2 separate regions of the Homo sapiens genome follow, and region 1 is linked to region 2. A link is an interaction called in ENCODE POLR2A ChIA-PET data of the cell type or tissue named here. Cell type or tissue: IMR-90. All regions are shown on one strand. Links, peaks and the distances in the headings refer to the core of each region. The heading gives the core; the rest is flanking DNA. Region 1 overlaps WDHD1 (WD repeat and HMG-box DNA binding protein 1). Region 2 overlaps SAMD4A (sterile alpha motif domain containing 4A).

Region 1 (4,397 bases), core at 278-4,277, 400 kb after region 2:
AAAAGACAAAAGTGGCTGGGCACAGTGGCTCATGCCTGTAATCCCAGTACATAAGGAGGCTGAGGTAGGCAGATCGCTTGAGCTCAGGAGCTCAAGACCAGCTCGGGCTACATAGCAAAACCTCGTCTCTACAAAAAAATACAAAAAATACAAAAAATTTGCTAGGCATGGCAGCATGGACCTGTAGCTTTAGCTACTCGGAAGGCGGAGGACGGAGGATCGCTTGAGGCCAGGAGGCAGAAGTTGCAGTGAGCTGAGGTCACGCCACTGCACTCCAGTCTGGGCAACAGAGAGAGATTCTGTCTCAAAAAAAAAAAAAATTACTTCAATTTGTTTTCAAATTGACCACAAAACCTGTTTTGTTTTGTTTTTTTTTTTTTTGTTATATTAAAGAAAGAGTTTAAAAATGCCAAAATAATCAGGCGTGGTGGCTCACTCCTGTAATATCCCAGCACTTTGGGAGCCAAGGCCGGCAGATCACCTGAGCTCTGGAGATCGAGACCAGCCTGGGCAACCTGGCGAAACACTGTCTCTACTAAAAATACAAAAAATTAACTGGGCATGGTGGCACATGCCTGTAATCTCAGCTACTTGGGAGGCTGAGGCATAAGAATCACTTGAACCCGGAAGGAGGAGGTTGCAGTGAGATGAGATTGTGCCACTGTACTAGCCTGGATGACAGAATGAGACTCTGTCTCGAAAAAATAAATAAAAATGCCAAACTGGAGAAAACTAGGTCGTGTCCAGATTAACCTTGCCCCAGCCAGCAAGTTTTGCTTTTTCTTCTGTGTTGGACCGGACTGTCTTCTGCATTTGAGGGGACTTTGCTCACATCTCTTTTAAAGCACTTATTTGGGAGTAGCATAATGACTTTACAAGCCTACCTCTTCCAGGCCACAGCCTCATTTATCTTTGTGTGGTATAGCACATCTAGTCGGTACTATAATAAATGCTAATTCAGTGAACACAACTAGGAAAAATGTCTAGTTTTCAAGCACATTAAATAACTCTTGTTTTGAAAAACTAAACAGAAAAAGAAAGAAGGTCTCTGTTGGTAGAGAGCAAATTAGACTGTAACACAGCAAAATTTATTAACTCTCAGTTATGTATTAACCAGTAGTGTCATGAAAAAATCTTTAGAAGAAACAATACTTGGTAAACTGAAGTTCAGCTCAAAGGGGGCAGGGATGACATTAATACAGATCAGTAATTTCTCATATTCATAATTTTTTTTTTTTTGAGACAGAGTTTCCCTCTGTTGCCCAGGCTGGAGTACAGTGGCGCAATCTCGGCTCACTGCAACCTCTACCTCCCAGGTTGAAGCGATTCTCTTGCCTCAGCCTCCCAAGTAGCTGGGATTACAGGCATCTGCCACCAGGCCTGGCTAATTTTTGTATTTTTAGTAGAGACAGGGTTTCACCATGTTGGCCAGGATAGTCTCAAACTCCTGACCTCAGGGTGATCTGCCTGCCTTGCCCTCCCAAGGTGCTGGGATTACAGGCGTGAGCCACTGCACCCAACCTCATATTCATAATTAAAGGAAAATAGGAAAATTTTATATTGACTTAAATTAATGCTTTTTTTTTTAAAGAGACGGGGTTTTGCTGTTGCCCAGGCTGTCTGCAAACTCCTGGGCTCCAGTGATCCTCCTGCCCCTGTCTTTTAAGTAGCTGGTATTCAGGTGTGCACCGATGTGACACGCTCTCAAATGAATTTTTAAAAATTATTTTTCACAAAATGTACTTTCTTTTAAAGGATCTCTGAACAAAAAGAAAGCATAAATACCACTGAGTTGGGTTAGAAAATGCATTTAAAGTTAAAAGAATAAAGAAAGAGGTATCACTAAGTCACTTCATCTTCACAGAAATTCTGTGAAATGGGTACACTGTGGTTTTAGAGATGAGGAAACAGTGGCACAGAGCCAGGGCTACTGAACGAGGATTTCAGCCAGGATACCACAAGCAGGCAGTGTCACTCGAGAGCTCGAGCTCTGGACCACTAGGCCACATTGGCTTTCCAGAGAAGCATGTGATTTGCTATCTTTATCACAAACAATGAGAGCAAACAGAGGCATTAAAAATGCAAATAAATATGAAGATGAATTTCTTTATTTCCTTTTTATTTTAGAGACAAAGTCTCCTTCTGTCACGCAGGTTGGGGTGCAGGGGCTGTATAACCTTGAACTCCTGGGTTCAAGTCATACCCTTACCTCAGCCTCCCGAGCAGCTGGGACTACAGGCATGTACCACCATGCCTGGCAGGGTCTCTCTATGTTGCCCAGGCTAGCCTCAAACTCCTGGCCTCAAGTGATCCCCATGCTTTGGCCTCCCGATGTGTTGGGATTACAGCTGTGAGTCACAAAGCCTGGCCAAAAATGAATTTCTTGCTAGCCAAAATAGGTAAGGCTCTTTAAACACAACAGCAGGCTACTAAAAAAGTGATTGCAGAATTTTATTCCCCGAACTTCCATGTACCGCTATCCACAGAAAGGAAATGAATCATCTCTAAATATGCCAACATGTTAAGCAAAACTGGTGTGAAAAGTACAGTAAGCCATACTGAGAAGTGTTGCTTCCAATCTTTGAAAAATATTTAAGGCTATATACCAAAAAATAAATAATAAATAATAAATAAATAAATGTTCTACAAGGGTGTACCAAAAAAAAAGAAAAATATTCTTATTCAAGTTTATTATTCCAGCATAAAGCCAGGAAAATATGAAAATATGAAAACAGTCTGCAGTTATCAATTTATCACATAATATACAAATAAATACATTTCTATCAACAGATTTTTTAGTGTATCTTCTCAGTGCTTCAAATGCCTACTGTATAAGATTCCCCTCAGTAATTCAATTATTCTACAACAAGCTGGTCTTTATAGGAGAAGTATTTATTCTTTCAATCTACTTATCAGCTAACTCCCTTTGTTCCTATATTTTAATACAAAAAAATAAGGTTGTTTTTTTTTTGCCAATAAATAGATGTGTACTCTCTACCAAATTACTTTAATCTTTTTGGACCTTAGTTTTCTCATATGTAAAAATTGGGGAGAAGTGCTGGGGGTGAAGAGAGACAGCAAATAGACCAAAAGAACTTGGTAGTTCCCATTCTTTTATTCCTGTAGGGCTGCTGAGCTATTATAAAGTGTCTAGGAATGCACACAAGCACCATGAATTGTCTGTAGACCAAATACAAAAATAGTTTCCACTTTACATACTAAAATTTTCACATGTATGCAGATAACGTGATTTGTAAATACAATTTTATATTAAAATAAAATTTTCAGGTCTACAGAAGCTTATGTTATCATGCCTGTAATCCCAGCACTTTGGGAGGCCAAGGTGGGAGGATCACTCGAGGTTAGTTCAAGAAAAGCCTAGGGAACATAGCGAGACTGTGTCTCAATAAAGAAATATTCTTTATTAGCTGATACTAAATGTAGAGCTACTAGAGCTACTATTATTTGGAGGCATGAACTGTTCAACATTTAAAAAAGGACTCTTGTTCAAGTCCAGCCTGGATAACGTAAGGAGACCCTGTTTCTAAATAAATAAATAAAAAGGGCTCTTATATTTGAAAATGTCAGGAGCTACTAGTATAGACGGTTTCTAAAATCCTTCTAAGTGTAAAAGCTGTAATTTACAGTCCATTATTTCTTTATCCATTATTGAATATAACAGTTAAATGTTACCAGCTGTAATTATCGTAGTTTTTAACAAGTTAAAATTCTTTACAAATCTTAAATAAAAAGCAAGTAAAAAATGTGTTCCAAAGGGTTGTGTGGAAAAAAAAAAAAAGCATGTTAAGAAAAAAAAAGCCAGCTGGATAAATTACTAAGGGTGTGAAAACTGCAATTGATGAAATACTTGTAATATTAAATGAAATGAAGAAGCAAAATTGTTCATTGCAGATGACTAATTTCATATATTGCAAATAAATAATTTCATATACCTCTAAGATAATGACATTCACTAACAAAATGAATAATCTTACTTGAATAAGCATTAGGCAGAATAGTAAAAATCCTCATAGGTTCAAACCTTAACCTACTATTAAGATAGACTGTGAATTCTTTAATTCAAATTACTAAACTAACTAGATTCCTGAAAATGGACATGCAAGAAATCACTGAGAACAACCTACACTATAAGAACTACTAAAAATAGTGAATGTGGCTTGGCATCTGGCTTATACCTATAATCCTAGCACTTTGGAAGGCTGATGCAAGAGGATCAGTTGAGGCCAGGAATTAGAGGTCAATCTGGGCAAGATGGTGAGACCCCATCTTTACAAAATATTTTTAAAAATTAGCCAGGTGTGGTAGCCTGTGCCTGTAGTTCTACCTACTCAGGAGACTGAGGTGCCAGGATCACTTGAGCCCAGGAATTCAAGGCT
Region 2 (4,397 bases), core at 243-4,242:
GTGCACCAAACATGTGATTTAAACACAGTTAAAATGCATGAGTAAAATGTCAATGCTGAACCAGTTTTGAAATTTTGAAGAGTGGTAAATGAATGGGAGAAACAAACTGTCTGACTTCAGAACCACTCCATGTGCCTCAAGATAAATAAACTTGTCTCCGTTTGAAAAAGGAAAAAGGAGGGAGAAACCAGGTTTTGCACATTGTAGGCATCTGAGAGGTTAATATTGGGCCTGTGCAAGATACCAGAAGAATATTTAAAACATGATCTATGAGCGTATGGATGAAGAAATAGGAACCAGCATGGTTTTGCTGTGAGTGGGAGGATGGACCGTGGAGAACTAATGCCATTTCCTATCTGATGGGGCAGTGGGAAAGGGGGGAGATAGCATTTGCTGAGAGACTTCTGTGTTCCAGGCAGATCACAGGGAATCCCATATCTAAGTTTCAGCATAGCCTTTGACAAAACCTCTTATTTCCTGATGAATTAATGGAGAAATAGCAGCAGGTGAGAATCTAGTTGTGTGGCTTTAGCGTGGTTTCAGTGACTGTTACAGGCCTGTCTCCAGCCACTGTCTGCCTAAAGGGAGATCTCTGGTGCTGTACATTGAAGCTCACATGTTGGACATTATCACTAGTGTCGATGGAATGTGACTTAGCCTGGGGTCCCCAAGAAGGCAGAGCCTGAGGCAAGGGCTGGTGTGCGGGTGGCTTATTTTGGGCACTGATCCCAGGCAACAGGAGAAGGGGCTACAAAGAGAGAAACAAGGAAGGAGGAAGAGCCAACACAAGCCTGCATTATCAAGCTGGTCACTGCTGTGGGCAGTGGGGGCTTAATCCCACAGGGATCCTCTGAGGAGCCACATAGAATGTGCTTGGGAAGTGGCTGAAGGACAGATGAGGTAGGCATGTATCCATTATTCCCCTCTCCCTTGGCCAAGTGTTGCCCCAGGGTACTGAGTCCCTGTACTTTCAGGTTTGTACGTGTTTCTGCAGGTGTCTCAAAGACGCCCCAAGGCAGAATGCTAGAAAGACATGGTACAGCCAAGGCAGGGTGCTGTCAGGTTATACCTGTGTGAAGCTGGGGGCCACAGCAAGGGCTGCAGTGTTATCCAAGCTAAGAAGGTGTTTGTAAAGTCTATGGATGAACCTAGAAGGATAGCTCATGGCTTGATGACAGAATCATGATCAAAATATTTGAATGTAACCAGATGACATATAAAGCATTAAAGTGTAGCCCCTACATTGGCATCCCCTAAACCTAAGCTAGAGAAGGCATAGTGCTTCAATAGCATGCATAAAAAGGGACTCTGGCTTTTAGCACACTTACAACTTCATATGAATAATGTCACAATGTGGTTGCGCCCAAAGCCACTAAACTCTGTAATACAGTCATTGTACTCAGAACAAGTCTGTGCTACCAGTCGCACTCTCCCTGGAGTCCAGGAGGCAGTTCTGGGTACACACTCGGAGGGAGATGGACAAATCAGGATGTGGCCAGAGAAGACAGAATGGCGGGGGGGCACTCGAAAGCCAGGGTGAACTGAGAAGAAGATGAGCAGAGAGCTGTCACTGCTTACTCAGAAAGCTGGCTTGGAGTTGAAGGGTTAAATTCTCCGTCCATGTAGAGGGCAGTGAGTGGAAGCTGCTGTTCATTTAGCTCAGAGTAGAGAAAAACTTTATGATGATTAGGGCTGCCCAAACAATGCAGTGGCCTGGGCTTCATCAGATTTGGACGAGCCTTTAGCATCAAGCAGAATAATCCTTTCGAGTAAGACTGGCTCCTGTTTATTGAGCACCTGCTCTGTGCCAGTTGTTTGCATAACATGACCTCATTTATTCTTCTCAATAACCCTATGAGATGAGGTAGGAACTGCCATTATTCCATTTGTCAGGGAGGAAACAAGCACTCTGGCTTCGGAACCACCCCACATGCCTCTCCACTGTAGGAATTTAGTGTCTATTTGCTTAGGAAAGAAGCTCTGATTTCTTGGATGACTTCCAAAGTCCCTTCTGACCTTAAGATTCTATGATTTCTATGAATCAGGAATGAAGATAGGAACACAAAACTATTGAGAGCAGAGGAGAAAGAGAGAGAGAGAGACAAGATGAGTAAATGAATGAATGAGTGAATAAATAAGGGTGGTTTTAAAAGTTTTCTTGGTGGGCGCACTGGCTCATGCCTGTAATCCCAGCACTTTGGTAGGCTGAAGCGGGCGGATCACTTGAGGTCAGGAGTTCAAGACCAGCTTGGCCAACGTGGCGAAACCCCATCTCTAACAAAAATACAAAAAATTAGCTGGGCGTGGTTGTGTGTGCCTGTAGTCCCAACTACTCGGGAGGCTGAGGCAGGAGAATTGCTTGAACCGAGGAGGCGGAGGTTGCAGTAAGCCGAGATCGCACCACTGCACTCCAGCCTGGGTGACAGAGCGAGACTCCATCTTAAAAAAATAAAAAATAAAAATAAAAGTCTTCTTGATTTCCAGTGTATTCCTCCTGCACTTTTTGGCCTGTTTGGACCACAGATTTGTGGCTTTTTATGAAATACACCTGTAGATTAATTTTCAGTTTTTTTATGGTAGTAGACAGTCAAAGGCTAGATCACTGTGATGAGTAGGGCTTCCACATTTAAGAAAAAGCTGTAATGAAGTGAATTGAATCTTGCTTCTTTTGGGTCACCCAAAAGCAGTGATAAGTGCTGAGTGTGTTAGGCACTTATTAACAAAAGTAACTCAGAATTGCTGTCTAAACCTCCATATCTTTTTTCTTCTCTCCGTGTAGTTCTAAAAATGACCATATGATATTCCTTGAATGGTAAGAGCGTCTATTCTTCTTAGCATGTTCTGTGTGTCACACACTGTGCAGACAGCAACATACACACACAAACACTATCTCCTGTTATTGAATGGATGAATGATACAAAGAAGCAGAACGAGTGGTTGTGAAAATTAAATGCCGTATATTTCAATAATTAGATAATGGGCTGACCTCTCAGAGTCAAGCACACTGTAAGTGCTTAATCCCTGGTTTCTAAGTTATATGAATCCCACAAAGTAGATACTATCTCCATTTTCCAGATGAGGAAACTTAGGTTTAGAGTGGTTGGAAATGTGCCTAAGGTCACCAGCATCTTTCTGATCCCAAAACCTATGTTGAATCCTTGCTATTGCATGAATGCTGAAGATAGATTCCAGTTCTTAGGTAAATGAAAATGTTGGCAATTGAACAAAAAACATGTATTTTTAATGGTAGTTTTAATAATTCACAGTAACATTGTATATGTTTCATCTTGGAAAAATTCTTTTCAGCTTGTCCATTTAAATATTCCTCTTACTTATGACATTTTAACTCTCCATAGCTTGGTATGGCTTAGCTTTGTTTTTCCACTGGCTTTAAAAAAATGAAGTGAAAGGCATTGATTTAAACATCTCTCTTCCTTTAAGGAAGACTCATGGAATGGATGCTTCTGTGGCCTCTGCATGAATGGGCTGGGCTTGAGGAGGGAAACAGGCCCTGCACACTGCAGAAAGGAAAGCCTAAGGAATGTGTTACATAATTGCTCATGACGTCCTTGACTTTGACAAACTAGGAAGTGATGTGCTGGGTCAGGATCTCCATAGGATCTGCAGTTGGTCAAAGTACCAGTCTGAGGGCTGTAAATTAAAATGAGCTCTCCTGTTGTTTGTAAGTGGTGGAAATTTTCAGAACATTAGTTTAGGAAAATATGTTACAGTTGGTATAAGAGTGAGTTGTATTTATTTCATTTACTAGCAACATGCAATTAAGGAAGTAGAAGAGACCTTACATACTGCAGCCCCTTTGTTGAAGACCTGAGAAGACTGAGGTGTACTGGGGTCCACTAAGGGCACCTGTTAGTAGGGGAAGAGCTGGTGTTAGATCCAGTCGCTTCCCGACTTTGACCTAGACTTTGGTATCACAACTTTCTCATGGCCGACTTGGCTGCCACAGTGAATGACTTCTTGTGCTGGAAATGAGAGAGGCTCTATTTACCTGAATTTCAAAGACTACATTCATTAAAATGGTCCCCTCAAAGTCATTTCCAGACTCCCCCACCCCTTTCTGTTTCTTTACTCACAATAAAGCACAGTTTGTTTGGATTGGAAAGTGATTAGCCCTCGTATTTTGAAATTGCAGAGTGTTATAGTGTAGGAAGCATGTTATAATCACTGTTCCAGCAATGTCTTCTTGGTTTATGCAGAATCTGACTTGGCTACTCTGGAGTTGCCCTAAACCCTAGTGGAGCACTGGGTGTCCTTCATGACTGCCCACTACCTGTGGGGAGAAATTTCATTCATTCGTTGGTTAAACAGTTCCTTACTGGGTGTTAATGTGTATGGTGGTGTGGACCAACCAGGAGTCTCCTTGTCTACGACAGCTC

The links. ChIA-PET counts read pairs that join two places held together with the same protein. Peaks named below come from ENCODE experiments on the same cell type or tissue, not always from the same donor. Only the 100,000 strongest peaks of a DNase experiment are listed, where the experiment ranks them.
Region 1: POLR2A ChIA-PET joins it to region 2 with 7 read pairs; 3 of 35 experiments call an interaction of 5 or more read pairs at or near these places.

The regions. Positions count from the first base shown.
Region 1 is chr14:54,974,127-54,978,523 of GRCh38, forward strand. The region is part of intron 16 of WDHD1 (WD repeat and HMG-box DNA binding protein 1); the gene reads right to left. Among named protein-coding and RNA genes, the nearest start is that of WDHD1, 51 kb to the right of the region's middle. In IMR-90, for the core only: no CTCF peak of the experiment used is centred there; a DNase peak (open chromatin) is centred at 2,445; H3K27ac peaks cover 195 bases.
Region 2 is chr14:54,576,270-54,580,666 of GRCh38, forward strand. All of the region lies in intron 2 of SAMD4A (sterile alpha motif domain containing 4A), which reads left to right. Among named protein-coding and RNA genes, the nearest start is that of SAMD4A, 11 kb to the left of the region's middle. In IMR-90, for the core only: no CTCF peak of the experiment used is centred there; DNase peaks (open chromatin) are centred at 1,992 and 3,542; H3K27ac peaks cover 872 bases.